Regions from separate parts of the Homo sapiens genome. Here region 1 is linked to region 2. A link is an interaction called in ENCODE POLR2A ChIA-PET data of the cell type or tissue named here. Cell type or tissue: OCI-LY7. All regions are shown on one strand. Each heading gives the region's core, and the rest is flanking DNA. Links, peaks and the distances in the headings are about the cores only.

The links. Peaks named below come from ENCODE experiments on the same cell type or tissue, not always from the same donor. Only the 100,000 strongest peaks of a DNase experiment are listed, where the experiment ranks them.
Region 1: POLR2A ChIA-PET joins it to region 2 with 6 read pairs; 1 of 35 experiments calls an interaction of 5 or more read pairs at or near these places.

The regions. Positions count from the first base shown.
Region 1 is chr2:45,429,384-45,437,328 of GRCh38, reverse strand. The region is part of intron 16 of SRBD1 (S1 RNA binding domain 1); the gene reads left to right. Among named protein-coding and RNA genes, the nearest start is that of SRBD1, 180 kb to the left of the region's middle. In OCI-LY7, for the core only: a CTCF peak has its summit at 4,718; a DNase peak (open chromatin) is centred at 3,748; H3K27ac peaks cover 2,420 bases.
Region 2 is chr2:45,086,145-45,094,089 of GRCh38, reverse strand. No RefSeq gene overlaps it. Among named protein-coding and RNA genes, the nearest start is that of SIX2, 81 kb to the right of the region's middle. In OCI-LY7, for the core only: no CTCF peak of the experiment used is centred there; a DNase peak (open chromatin) is centred at 4,019; H3K4me3 peaks cover 986 bases; H3K27ac peaks cover 2,255 bases.

The DNA.
Region 1 (7,945 bases), core at 1,861-6,860, 340 kb before region 2:
TGCTTAGTGTAGTATGTCTTAAAAGTTAGATAGTGTCAGTTCTTTGACTTCATTCTCTTTTAATACTGTGTTGGCTGTTCTGGGTCTAATTAGCTCTCTATATAAACTTTAGAATTTTAATTGGGATTGTGTTGAATCTATAGATGGGAAGAACTGACATCTTGACAGTATTGAGTCATCCTACCCACATACATGAAATATCTCTCCTCTTAGTTCTTTGATTTCTATCAATAGAGTATTGTAGTTTTCTTCTTATAGATCTTATACATATCTTATTAGATTTATACTTTAAGCTTTTGGAGGGTGCTAATGTAAATGTACTGTGTTTTTAATTTTAAATACCACTTATTTATTGCTGGCATATAGGAAAACAGTTTACTTTTGTATATTAACCTTGTGTCCTACAACCTTGCTGTGATCACGTATTAGTTCCAGGAGTTTTTTAATCAATTCTTTTGAATTTTCTACATAGACGATCATATTATCTGTGAACAAAGAGTTTTCTTTCTTTCCTCATGATAAGGTTAGGCCTTGTGTCCCCACCCAAATCTCATCATGAATTGTAATCATCAGGTCTTGAGGGAGAGACCTGGTGAGAGGTGATTGGATCATGGGGGTGGTTTCCCCTATGCTGTTCTCCTCATAGTGAGTAAATTCTAACAAGATCTGATGGTTTTATAAATGGTAGTTTTTCCTGCACTTAGACACACACTCTCTCTCACCTGCCACCATGTAAGTCATGCCTGCTTCCCCTTCTATCATGATTGTAAGTTTCCTGAGGCCTCCCCAGCCATGTGGAACTGTGAGTCAGTTAAACCTCTTTCCTTCATAAATTACCCAGTCATAGGAAGTTCTTTATAGCGGTGTGAAAATGGACTAATACACCTCACAATCTTATATAACTTTTCTTTTCTTACTGCATTAGGTGGTACTTCCAGTATGATGTTGAGTGGTGGTAAGAAGGGACATCCTTGTCTTGTTTCTGATCTTAGTGGGAAATATTCTGGTTTCTTACCATTAAATGTTATGTTAGCTGTAGGGTTTTTGTAGATGTTTTTAATCACCTTGAGGATGTTTCCCGTTTGTTCTTAGTTTATTGAGAATTTTTATCATGAATGAGTGTTAGTTAGATTTTGTCAAGTGCTTTTTCTGCAGCTAGGACTATGTGATTTTTTTTTTCTTTTTTAGCTTGTTGATGTGATAGATTCCATTAATTGATTTTTTGAATGTTGAACCAGACTTGCATACCTGAGATATATTATATTTGGCTATGGTGTATAATTCTTCTTATAGATTGTTAGACTTGATTTCCTAGCTTTTTTGAGAATTTTTGCATCTGTGTTCATGAGAAATACTGATCTGTCATTTTCTTGTAATGTCTTTGTCTGGTTTTGGAATTAAGGTTATGCTGGTTTCATAGAATTATTTAGGAAGTATTCCCTCCGCTTCTATTTTCTGGAAAAGATTATAGAGAATTGGTATAATTTCTTCCTTAAATGTTTGATAGAATTCATCAGTGAACCCATCTGAGTAAGGATTATTTTTTAAAATTTTGTTAGGGTGGGGGTAGTGTAATCCTTTCTCCAGGACTAGAATAGCTCACTTCTACCCCTTTCTGGGTATCAGCAGAGTATCCGGGGTGTTCAACGAGGTCTCTTCAGTATGATTGGTAGGACGTCCTATGTCTCCCAGCTTTGTGTAATCTCAGGAATCTCTGGGTAGCTGCCAACTCACAGGCAGCTGTTTTTTTTTTTTGTTTTTTTTTTTTCCCCTGGCCTTGTGTTGTCTTGTCTTGGTGCCCTGGGTATGTGCAGCTTAGTATTTAGCTAAATGCTTAAGATGTCACTTATATGAGTAACTGGAATACTGCTCTTCAGAGCTTCATTCTCTCTGATATCATACTCTTAAAACCTTCAGGAATCCCAACCTCCAGTCTGTTTCTCCAGCTCAGTAAGATTACTATGTCCTGCTTGGGTTACCTCCTGGTGCCACAGTCTAGAAAGTGTTCTCAGACAGAAAGCTGGGGCAATTTTGAGGCTTATTCTATGTAGTTTCCCTCTCCCTGGAATCATAGTCCTGCAGCTGTCTAAAATTGGTTGCCATATATTCACTATTCACAATAGCAAAGACTTGGAACCAACCCAGATGTCCATCAGTGATAGACTGGATAAAGAAAATGTGGCACATATACGCCATGGAATACTAAGCATCCATAAAAAAGGATGAGTTCATGTCCTTTGTAGGGACATGGATGAAGCTGGAAACCATCATTCTGAGCAAACCTATCGCAAGGACAGAAAACCAAACACTGCACATGTTCTCAGTCATAGGTGGGAATTGAACGATGAGAACACGTGGACACAGGGCGGGGAACATCACACACCGGGGCCTGTCGTGGGGTGGGGGGAGCGGGGAGGGATAGCATTAGGAGAAATACCTAATGTAAATGACGAGTGAATGGGTGCAGCAAACCAACATGACACATGTATACATGTGTAACAAACCTGCACATTGTGCACATGTGCCCAAGAACTTAAAGTATAATTAAAAAAAAAAAGAAAAAAAATGCAAATAGGCAAGAAAGGCTTGATTCTGGAGCATATCAGATTTCAGATCTTGCTGACATAAACACCTCTGGGCCAAAAGTTTAAGTCAACTGGAGACCCTTGACATTCTAATTGAGAGTTAGCCCTGCAAAGGAGGTGATTGATTAAATTGATTCTAACACATAATTGATTGTATAGGAAATCTGAGAACATTGACCCTTTAAAAATTTATGAAATTATTATCTGTTTTTAGAGGTAGGAGATCCTTGACAGAATAAACTGACTTTATTTCTCTGCAAAAAAAAATTGTTTGCCAAATGTTAAGGTGCACATATGTAAGCCAAGATCCAATGAGGGCTGGGACAGAAAAGCTGCTAAAGATTTGTGAGGTGAATGGAGATTCCAGGGGTTACACAGTGTCTTGGGAACATAAGAATTGAGGCCATCCAGAATGGGGAGACCTCACTGAACAACATGGGCACTCATTTGATACCCGAGAAGGTCCATGACTTGAGTAAGGCTATTGAAGCCCTGGAATGTTGGGTTTTAAAAATTAGTTTACATTTGTCTTGTGCAGAACAAATAAGACAATCATTGTCCCAAGGATCCTTCTGTCAAGTTGGCTTGATAATTGATAATAGGTTCATGCAAATCTGATGCTTAAATACTGAGTTAGCAGTAAAGGAATCTTCAGCGTACCTTCCATATGCTTTATCAGAGGAGGAGGATTTGCAAAGAGAATGTCTTCCTGTTTATTTTTTTCCCTCTTATGACCACTGGCCATGCTTCAATCTGTGTTTCTGGATCTGGAAAAAATCCTTCCAGTGCTGATGCCCTTTGCCATCTTAATCCCAGAGCCTTATAGGCACAATGAATTATTTATTTTACAAGTTTATGCATCTACAAAATAAAAATCTTCTGATGTTTGAAGTATGTATTTTTAAAAGAATGTGCTTATGAAAATATCTTTTTCAAAGTCTTCTTCCAATATTATTTGTTCTATGTACTTGTCTGTGATCAGGAGCTAGAACACATAGGTTTTTAAATAGCTAACTAAAGCATTTCTTTAGTGCTGAACATTGTCTTTAACGGGAGTATATAAAGACCTCTTGTTTACCGGATTTGATTAATTGGAGGAGGAGCTTTCTTAAGCACACACTGTTTTCTCAAATGTTTCCCAGCCTCCTGTCAGTTCTGTCTGTCATGGGTCATTCAGCACACACTCGTTTGGATGACTCTTAAAAACTGTCACATGTCAATCAAAGGAAAGGAGATGCAAAATGAAGAAGTAAACTTGCTTCATTTGAAATTGAATAGACTGTTCCTGTAAAGCTTTTTTTTTCCTGGGTTAAGCTTAAATTTATTTTTTTTAATTTGACAAATAACATTGTATATGTTTGTCACATACAGCATGACGTTTTGAGGTGCACATACATTGTGAAATGATTAACTCTTGCTAATTAACAAATGTATTACCTCACACAGTTATTTTTGTGATGGGTGCACTCAGCATCCACTCTCTTTGTATTTTTAAGGAATTCAGTATATCCTCATTTACCCTAGTGACCGAGCACCTGTAAAGCTTTTTTGCATCTTTGGTTTTCTAGCTACATTTTGTATTTTGGCAGTACTAAGGGGCAGGAAGAGACATGAGTGGATGATGGTCGCTGAGTAAAATAAAGACTTAAGAATATTGCACTAGGAATCCACTTTGGGAAAAACTTCAAGTTTAGTATGGGGAATGTAAAGTGAAATTTTGTTGTTCTAGAAACTGTAGTCCACAGTGTTTCATCTGGAAGGACTTTAAAAAAATAATAGTTGTTAGATACTTTTCGTCCTTCAGGGCAAAATAAAACACAGCAGTTTGAGGAGGTTTTTCAGAAGTTTGTGGTAGAGTAATAAAGTTTTATTTTTTGAGAATTCTGACCTTAGAACAAAAGCTGACTAGCATAAATGATCACTTATATTCCTTTGTAAAAATCTCATAAATTTTAATAAAAATATAATGTCCCAGGATTTCCTTGAATTCGAAAGAGAGACTGTTTAAGTAACTTGCCCCAAAAATTCAGAGTTGGGTAACTTCTATTTAAAAATGGAACAGTCCATTTTTCCTGGCATGAAGTCCTTAGGGATTATTGGCACTGTTAGCCCTCAGGCCCTCTTGCTTCTTGTACCAGTTACTGCCAGTAGAGTGATGTGTCACAACTCAGCTTTCAGCAAATCTAAATGGAGCTTCTTAAAGACATGGAATACATATGATTTTTTCTATACTTTCAACACATAGCCCAACTTGCACAGTGTCTGGTACAAAATAGTTGCTTAGAAATGTTCTTAGAATAGCAAATGAATGCCTCTGCTTTAATGTCAAAGACATTATTATGGAAACAGTATGGGATTTTGTTCAGTATTCCTTCCACCAAATAGATATGATTTTTAGTTTTAGAAAATAGTGTTGGCCAGGCGCAGTGGCTCACACCTGTAATCCCAGCACTTTGGGAGGCTGAGGTGGGCGGATCACCTGAGGTCGGGAGTTCAAGACCAGCCTGACCAATATGGAGAAACCACGTCTGTACTAAAAATACAACATTAGCTGCGCGTGGTGGCACATGCCTGTAATCCCAGCTACTCAGGAGGCTGAGGCGGGAGAACCACTTGAACCTGGGAGGCGGAGGTTGTTGTGAGCCAAGATCGTGCCGTTGCACTCCAGCCTGGGCGACAGGGTGAGACACCATCTCAATAAATAAATAAATAAATAAATAAATAAATAAATAAATAAATACTTTTAACTCTTTAGTACTTTCCTAAGCAAAAAATTGGGGAAGAATGTAAGCAAAGTTTATATTTACAGCTGACCTGACGGCAGCGTTTACAGAAGTTTCTATTACATAAATAGCTGCTAGAAGAGTTTTTAAAACTTCTAAATTCAGTGAGTTAACTTGGACCTTTTTTCTTGTAGGATGTTTTGGTGAAATAACTGGTCTACTGGTTTGTTTTTGTTTTTTTTCTATTATACTTTAAGTTCTGGGATACATGTACAGCACATGCAGGTTTGATACATAGGTATACACGTGCCATAGTGGTTCGCTGCACCCATCAACCCATCATCCACATTAGGTATTTCTCCTAATGCTATCCCTCCCCTAGCCTTCCACCCCCTGACAGGCCCCAGTGTGTGTGATGTTCCCCTCCCTTTGTCCATGTGTTCTCATTGTTCAACTCCCATTTATGAGTGAGAACATGTGGTGTTTGGTTTTCTGTTCCTTTGTTAGTTTGCTGAGAATGATGGCTTCCAGCTTCATATCCCTGCAAAGGACATGAACTCATTCTTTTTTATGGCAGCATAATATTCCATGGTGCCACATTTTCTTTATCCAGTCTATCATTGATGGGCATTTGGGTTGGTTCCAAGTCTTTGCTATTGTGAATAGTGCTGCAATAAACATACGTGTGCATGTGTCTTTATAGTAGTCTCTGAGTATATACCCAGTAATGGGATTGCTGGGTCAAATGGTGTTTCTGGTTCTAGATCCTTGAGGAATCACCACACTGTCTTCCACAATGGTTGAACTAATTTACACTCCCACCAACAGCGTTAAAGTGTTCCAAAAAGTGTTCCAGTTTCTCCACATCCTCTCCAGCATCTGTTGTTTCCTGACTTTTTAATGATCGCCATTCTAACTAGCGTGAGATTGTATCTCATTGTGGTTTTGATTGTGTTTCTCTAATGACCAGTGATGATGAGCTTTTTTTCATGTTTGTTGGCCGCATAAATGTCTTCTTTTGAGAAGTGTCTGTTTATATCCTTCACCCACTTTTTGATGGGGTGGTTTTTTTCTTGTAAATTTGTTTAAGTTCGTTGTAGATTCTGGATATTAGCCCTTTGTCAGATGGATAGATTGCAAAATTTTTCTCCCATTCTATAGGTTGCCTGTTAAGTCTAATGATAGTTTCTTTTCCTGTGCAGAAGCTCTTTAGTTTAGTTAGATCCCATTTGCCAATTTTTGCTTTTGTTGCCATTGCTTTTGGTGTTTTAGTCATGAAGTCTTTGCCCATGCCTATGTCCTGAATGGTATCGCCTAGGTTTTCTTTTAGGGTTGTTATGGTTTTAGGTCTTATGTTTAAGTCTTTAATCCATCTTGAGTTAATTTTTGTATAAGATGTAAGGAAGGGGTCCAGTTTCAGTTTTCTGCATATGGCTAGCCAGTTTTCCCAACACCATTTATTAAATAGGAAATCCTTTCCCCATTGCTTGTTTTTGTCAGATTTGTCAAAGAACAGATGGTTGTAGATGTGTGACGTTATTGCTGAGGGTTCTTTTTTGTTCCATTGGTCTATATATTTGTTTTGGTACCAGTACCATGCTGTTTTGGTTACTATAGTCTTGTAGTATAGTTTGAAGTCAGGTAGCGTGATGCCTCCAGCTTTGTTCTTTTTGCTTAGGATTATTTTGGCCATATGGGCTCTTTTTTGGTTCCATATGAAATTTAAAGTAGTTTTTTTCTAATTTTGTGAAGAAAGTCAGTGGTAGCTTGATGGGGGGGATAGCATTGAATCTATAAATTACTTAGGGCAGTATGGCCATTTTCACAATATTGATTCCTCCTATCCATGAGCATGGAATGTTTTTTTCTGTTTGTTTGTGTCCTGTCTTTTTTCCTTGCGCAGTGGTTTGTAGTTCTCCTTGAAGAGGTCCTTCACATCCCTTGTAAGTTGTATTTCTAGGTATTTTAATCTCTTTGTAGCAATTGTGAATGGGAGTTCACTCATAATTTGGCTCTCTGTCTATTATTGGTGTATAGGAGTGCCTGTGATTTTTGCACATTGATTTTGTGTCCTGAGACTTTGCTGAAGTTGCTTATCAGCTTAAGGAGATTTTGGGCTGAGACGATGGGGTGTTCTAAATATACAGTCATGTCATCTGCAAACAGAGACAATTTGATTTCCTCTCTTCCTATTTGAATACCCTTTATTTCTTTCTCTTGCCTGATTGCCGTGGCCAGAACTTCCAATACTATGTTGAATAGGAGTGGTGAGAGAGGGCATCCTTGTCTTGTGCTGGTTTTCAAAGGGAACGTTTCCAGGTTTTGCCCATTCAGTATGATATTGGCTGTGTGTCATAAACAGCTCTTATTATTTTGAGATACGTTGCATAAATACCTAGTTTATTAAGAGTTTTTAGCATGAAGGGGTGTTGAATTTTATCAAAGGCCTTTTCTGCATCTATTGAGATAATCATGTAGTTTTTGTTATTGGTTCTGTTTATGTGATGGATTACGTTTAGTAATTTGTGTATGTTGAATCAGCCTTGCATCCCAGAGATGAAGCCAACTTGATCTCGGTGGATAAGCTTTTTGATGTACTGTTGGAATCAGTTTGCCAGTATTTTATTCAGGATTTTT
Region 2 (7,945 bases), core at 1,283-6,282:
AAATAGCTAAATTGGATACTTTACTATGTGACAGACACTACTGTAAGCATTTTACATAGATTATCTCCACTGATCCTTATAAAAACTTAGAAACGAACTATTATTATTTCCTTCCAGATGAGGAACCTGGGGCACAGAGTTTGGGTAACCTGCCCATTATCCCACAGTTGCCCTGGCACAGGCAGGACTAGTACGTTGCTGTCTGACTCTCCCCCATTCTTAACACCACATCAATGTTATGTAGACAATGGTCACAAACTCCCCAGCCTGCGTTCCTCAGCCTGCCCCACCCTCACTTTGCATCCCAGTGATGCCCAGATTGCAATTCTTCCGAGGGAAAAGCCTGGGAATAACTCTTATAGTTTCCCTCTTTTTCTCATCTCCCGCCTTGGATCCATAATGGAGTTTCGTCTGCCTCCAAATTTATCTCAAATCTACCCACACTTTTCCATGTTTCCGAGCACCAACCCCAGTTCCAGCCATGTCATCTCAGTGACAGTAGCAGTAACCTCTCTACAGATCTGATTTACCCGCTTGTCTGCTCAAATCTACTATTAAGCAGCTGCCCGGAAGATCTTTAAAAATGTAAAGAAGTTTAAAAAAGAAATCATTTTATTCACCTGCTCAAAGTCATTGAAAGTTTCTGCGTCGCAGTTTGCATGCGCTCTACACATGCCTTCACACATCCTGCAAGGTCCCCCACAACCTGCTGCCTTTGTCCAAGGCTTCTTTCTGGGCTCACTTCACCTACAACTCTCTTCTAGTTCTGAAGCCCTCCATGCCCTCCTCTACCTGGATGGCTCCTCCCAGTACAGTTCACAGAGCTGATTCCTTCTGATCCTCAAAAACCCATCAAGATGTCACCTCCTCAGAAAAACTATCTCTGACCACCCAGTCTAAAGCAGTCATCCACTAGCTCCAATGTTCTCCCTTACACATTCCCCCATTCTTTTTCCTCCTAACACATCATTCTTTCAGCCAACAAGTATTTCCTGAGCATCTACTATGTGTCAGGCATTATTCTAAGTGCAAAGAATACAGCAGTAGACAAAACAAGGCTTACCAGAGCTTGTCATTTTATTTTTATTTATTCCTTTATGCAGTAGGATCAATCACTTAGATATTAATTTTTGCTTTATTCCTGTGGATACAGAAACCCCAGGAAGGAAAATGTGATTTCCCCTCTCCCAATTCTCAAAGCAGCTGAACCTGTGTGGTCTAACCAGTCTAGGCTCTTTGGGAGGGTCATAGCTCCCAGCTATTGGTGAGTTTCTAGGGAAGGGGCTAGCACTGGGCAAGGAAAGGAAGGAGTGGAAGCTGGTGTTTTTAAAAAGAATACTGCACCAGGAAACTGAGTAAACTCCTGGGTGCAGAATTCAGTGGGAGCAGGGATTTCCTCTGAGGGTGCAAAGCAGATGTCTCCATGGTGGGAACCCACCTGGGGGTTGATAGAACAGAGGAGGGCTTTGAGCAAGCGATCTCCAGCCCCCCAGGGAGCAGGTCCCCCAAGGACAACCCCAGAAACTGTGACAGCAGTGGGCTGAGGATGTGAGAGCTGCCTCCAATTTTCTGGCCACAAAAACCCCAGGATTTTGGTACGATCCATGGGAAAGGAAATGACCCCGGCCGCTAATGTGGAATTTGGTGCAGACTTTGGCAAGGGTAGAGCTGAGATCCAGATTTGATGGGATTTAGGGAGAAAATTTCACACCCGAGTGACGTGGAGCAACTCATAACAGTTTCTCTCGTCTACTGGGTGCCTCTTCCTCCGTTCTAGAAGCCAGCTTTGTGCTATGCTATTGTATTCAGGGCCTACTAGAACACATAGCCCCTCGGGACTTGGTATATGTTTGTTAAATGGGTGTTTCTGGAAAATTATACATTAAAATGTTAGTATGACTAACACTGAAGAAGGGGTTACAGGTGATTTTAAAATGAAAGTGTAGGCCAGGCGCAGTGGCTCATGCCTGTAACCCCAGCACTTTGGGAGGCCAGGGCAGCGGATTGCTTGAGCCCAGGAATTTAAGACTAGCCTGGGCAACATGGCAAAACCCCGTCTCTACAAAAAACACAAAAATTAGCCAGGTATGGGGATGCGTGCCTGTAATCCCAGCTACTCAGAAGGCTGGGTGGGAGGATCGCTTGAACCTGGGAGGCGGAGGTTGCAGTGAGCCGAGATCATGCCACTGCACTCCAGTCTGGGTGACAGAGCAGGACTCTGTCCAAAAAAAAAAAAAAAAACGTAAAATAAAATGAAAGTCTAATTCATCATCACTGTTACAAATGCTCCTATCTTTGACTCTAAACTTTTTTTTTTTTTTTTGAGACAGAGTTTCACTCTTGTTGCCCAGGCTGGAGCGCAATGGTGTGATCTCAGCTCACCGCAGCCTCCGCCTCCAAGGTTCAAGAGATTCTTTTGCCTCAGCCTCCTGAGTAGCTGGGATTGCAGGCATGCGCCAACACATCCGGCTAATTTTGTAGACTCTAAACTTCTGTTTCAAGGAATTTCTTCTAAGGCTATCCGAGCATATGTAAGGATATGCATATACAAGGTACTTCTGAAGCCTTTTGGTAATTGCAACAGATTGGGAACAACACAAATAGCTATCAGTAGGGGACTTACTAAATAAATTGCAACAAAATATTATACAGCTGAAAAGAAAACTCTTCATATAATGAAAGAGAATTACCCCAGGATATATTGCTAAATGAAAAAAACAACAGATAGTGTGCGTGATATAATAGGTCAAAGGAAAAAAATAATGGGCAGGAATGTGTGTTTGCTTATGCATCACATACCTCTGGAAGGGTAAAGACACTGATTGCCTCTGGGGAGGGGAACTTTGTGTCTGTGGAGTGGGGCGGAAGGGAGAGTTTTTGCTGATTATCTTTCTGACTTTTTTGAGCTTTTAATCATATTAATATGTTTTCTATTTTTAAAAAATAGTTAAATATCCAAATAAAATCCTTGTTTTCTTTTCTGTTTCTTTTTTTTATTTTCTCATAAGTGAAAAACTACTTGCTTTTCTTAATTTTGAAAAAGGAAAAAGAGGGTGGTGATTCCTCAAGGATCTAGAAGGAGAAGTACCATTTGACCCAGCAATCCTATTACTGGTATATACCCAAAGGATTTTAAATCATTCTACTATAAAGACACATGCACACGTATGTCTATTGCAGCACTATTTACAATAGCAAAGACTTGGCCCAACCCAAATGCCCATCAATGACAGACTGGATAAAGAAAATGTGGCACATATACACTATGGAATACTATGCAGCTATAAAAAAGAAAGAGTTCATGTTTCATGTCCTTTGCAGGGACATGAGTGAAGATGGAAACCATCATTCTCAGCAAACTAACACAGAAACAGAAAACCAAATACCGCGTGTTCTCACTCATAAGTGGGAGTTGAACAATGAGAACACCTGGACACAGGGAGGGAAACATCACATACCAGGGCCTGTCAGGGAGTGGGGTCAAGGGGAGGGAGAGCATTAGGACAAATATCTAATGCACGTGGGGCTTAAAACCCGGAGGATGGGTTGATAGGTGCAGCAAACCACCATGGCACGTGTATACCTATGTAACAAACCTGCATGTTCTGCAAATGTATCCCAGAACTTAAAGTAAAATAAAATTTTAAAAAAGGAAAAAGAGGTAACAAGGGAACCCCATTGATAGAAAGTAAGGTCTAATTGAAAAGGACAAGAAATCTACACCATTTTTGGCCTGGAAATGTGTTTTGAGGTGCCCCTTTGTATTAAGGATGTTAAGCCAAATGTAGCTGAGCCTTTTCATCAATGAAACTAGTAATATAATAACATGGGAGGGTGTATTTTCTTAAAACATATCCTGTGGATTCCTCTAAATAGAAGTGATTTTAAAATTCCGTTACATTGCAGTCTTCTCTTTAGACCTTATTGTCATCAACATCTGCTTTTTAAAAGAAAACAGCTCCTACCCAAGGAATACCGCTGAGCTCTGTCAAAGCTACTTACAGGAACCAAAACTGTCTAAGTCTGGGGCCTGAACGTATGCACGTGTGCAGCTGTGGGGCTGATGCAGAACCGAATGAAGAGCTGGGTACAGAGCACATGGGAAATAAAATCAGTGTTGGCAGCGGGTGGGAAACCAGGCGCTTTAAAAGCTCAGGGTTTTAAGCTGTCTTTAGTTTCCTAGCCTAACAAATGAACACCCTAGATGAGATAAGAACCCAAACATCCTCGAAATGTATCTCCCTGTACTTTTATTATGCCACCTGCCCTCGTGGGGCTTCCAGAATTCAGAGGCACATCATGATGGTCTCCACTGTTTGGGAGCTGTACACTGCAGATGTCCTCACTGGATAATCAACAGGTAAGACCTTCTTTAATTAAGTCCCCGCCACACAGTGTTTTTGAGCTGGAAGGGCTATCTCCAGCTTTTCTATTTCCCAAATAAAGAAGCCAAGTCCTAAGGAGTATAAGTAGTTTGTCTAAGATCACCCAACAAGGTAACGGCGAGACTTGAGCTCTTGATACAGCACTCCTTCTATTGTTTGTTGCTGTTGTAGTTATTGTAGCATGGATGCATCTGTAAGAAGCAGATCAGGGTTGGGGACTCCTTTCAAATGCTGGTGGCTGGTGGCACTGCTAATTTGCTGGGAGACGGTAGACAAGTTCCTTACACTTGCTGAGTCTCAGTTTCCTTGTCCCAAAACTAAAATAAAACAAGAACAATCTCACGGTTTGATGAAATGGCCTGGAAAAGATAAGATTTGGAGTAAATACAAGTATCCCATCCCTACTTTTGGTCTCTTCGCAGATGGACTCTGTTTCTTTATTTGCAAAATGGAGAAAATGGAGATGGCCCTACGGTCCCCTCCAGCTCAGACATGCTGTGAAAGGCCTTTGTATACAGAAGGTGCAGGAAAATGTTTATTAATTTTAATTGATTGCAGTACTATTTACCCACATTGACTTCCAGGCATTTTGTTAGCTCAGAGAATAGAGTTGCTTCCAGTTTTACCCCTAAGCTTTCGTTGGGACTTCGCGGCTGTCAGCTGTGCATTTTTCCTTCCCTGCTGCTCTGGGGTGTGGGCCTGGATTCAACTCATGGACTGGGAGCAGTCAAGGGTTTTCATTTGCCACAGGAAGATCATGGGCAAGTGAGCAGAACCCTGTCTCACATGAAGGACCATAGGTATTTTTAATTCAGGGCTTGAGCATATAGATGGCAACCAGGGAAGAATACCCTTTCTCCCTCCTTCCCGGTCCTCCTCCCCAGCCCACCAGCTTTGCTGGTTAGTCCGTAGCTATGAACCAGGAAGGGGGGGAGCACCAGAAGCCCATCAATCACTACTACACTCTGGCCCCTTGGCTCTCTGGCCTGTTCCCATCCATCTGGTACTTGTCTTAAAGGCAAGAGTAAAGTCCTGAATACCCCCGGTTCCTTTCTCCCTAAGGAGAGGCCAAAACAGTAAGCTGAGAGAAGAGAAGGGACGTAGAAAAAGATACACTGAGAGGCAAATGATTTAAAGCCCACCAACCATTTCAGAAATGACTAAGCCTGTGATGAACAGCTGGATTCTACTTCCCAGGCTTATACTGAGGAATAAGTGAAATTAAATAAGGCAGTATATGTAAAATACCTGGAACAGTGCCTGGAATATGGCATAAGCTCAATAAAGGGCAACTGTTATTGTTATTGAAGTCCTGGATTTAAAGCCAGAGACTTAAAGCTGGAAGAATGTGGTGAGAAATTTTAAAAGCCACGCACATACATCAGAAAAACTAAAATATAAAATAGTGACAACACCACATGTGGGCACGGATGCAAATCACTCATCCATTGTGGGTAGGATTATAAAATGGTACAGCCATTCTGGAAAAGTTTGATAATTTCTTATAAAACTAAACATGCAATTACCATATAAGCCAGCGACTGTACCCTTGGGTGTTTATCCCAGGAAAATGAAGTGTTTTATGTTTACACAAAAACCTCTACATAAATGTTCATAACAACTTTATTCCTAAGAGCCAACAACTGGAAGAACCCCAGATATCCTTCGATGAGTGAACGGTTAAAAAAACTGTGGTATATCTGTATCATGAAAAACTACGAAGCAATAAAAAGGAGCAAACTATTGATACATGCAACAATCTAGATGAATCTCAAGGGGATTATGCTGATTTTTAAAAATCAAATTCCAGGAGGTATCATATACTGTATGATATGATTCCATTTACATAAGATTCTTGAAAAGACAAAAGTACAGAGAATTAGGACACATTGCCAAAGTTCCAAGGTTACCAAAGGTTAGGGACGGGGTAGGGGTGGCGTGGAGGCAGTAGCCAGGGGGGAAGGTGGATGTGGTTACAAAAGGCCAGGAAAAGGGATCCTTGTGATGATGGAACTGTTCTCTCTTGACTGTGGTGATGGATACTACAGCCTCTGTAGGTGATAGAACTGTGTAGAACTTAATACACACATGGAAAACTGGTAAAACCTGAATGAGTTTAGTGGGTTATATCAACATTAATTTCCTGGTTGTGCTATTATTATACATAGTTTTGCACCCAGTTAGGGAAACCTGGGTAAAGGGTATTATTTCATAAAACTGCATGTGAATCTATAATTATCTCAAAATAAAATGTTTAATTAAAAAACAAAACTGTAAAGAATTGTGCGTGCGTGTGAAATACTATTTCTTTTTTTGTTTGTTCGTTTCTTCTTTTTTTTTTTTTTTTATTTTACTTTAAGTACTGGGATTCATGTGCAGAATGTGCAGGTTTGTTACATAGGTATACATGTGGCCTGGTGGTTTGCTGCACCTATCAACCCATCATCTAGGTATTAAACCCTGCATGCATTAGGTATTTGTCCTAATGCTCTCCCTCCCCTTGCCGCCTAACCCCCAACTGGCCCTGGTGTGTGATGTTCCCCTCCCTGTGTGCCTGTGTTCTCATTGTTCAACTCCCACTTATGAGTGAGAACACACGGTGTTTGGTTTTCTGGTCATGTGTTAGTTTGCTGAGAATTATGGTTTCAGCTTCATCCATGTCCCTGCAAAGGGCATGATCTCATTCCTTTTTATGGCTGCATAGTATTCCACGGTGTATATGTACCATATTTTCTTTATCCAGTCTATCATTGATGGGCATTTGGGTTAGGTCCAAGTCTTTGCTATTGTAAATAGTGCTGCAGTAATCATACGTGTGCATGTGTCTTTATAGTAGCATGATTTATAATCCTTTGGGTATATACCCAGTAATAGGATTACTGGGTCAAATGGTATTTCTGGTTCTAGATCCTTGGGGAATCACCACACTGTCTTCCACAATGATTGAACTAATTTACACTCCCACCAACAGTGTAAAAGTGTTCCTGTTTCTCCACATCCTCACCTGCATCTGTTGTTTCCTGACTTTTTAATGATCACTGTTCTAACTGGCGTGAGATGGTATCTCATTGTAGTTTTGATTTGCATGTGAAATGCTATTTCTATAGTAAGAATTCTAGAAGCACATTTACAGTTGCTTAAATACCAGATAATTGATTATTGCACTGCTTGTAATAGCAAAAGACTGGGAGAAACTTAAACATGTCTATCAATAGGGAACCAGTTAAATATAGTACAACCATGAAATGGAATGCTATGTAAATTTTAAATAAAATGAAAAAGCGTGGCTCATGCCTGTAATCCCAACACTTTGGGAGACCGAGGCGGGCGGATCACAAGGTCAGGAGATTGAGACCATGCTGGCTAACACGGTGAAACCCCGCCTCTACTAAAAACACAAAAAATTAGCCGGGCGTGGTGGCGGGCGCCTGTAGTCCCAGCTACTCGGGAGGCTGAGGCAGGAGAATGGCGTAAACCTGGGAGGCGGAGCCTGCAGTGAGCCGAGATTGCACCACTGCACTCCAGCCTGGGTGACAGAGGGAAACTCCGTCTCCAAAAAA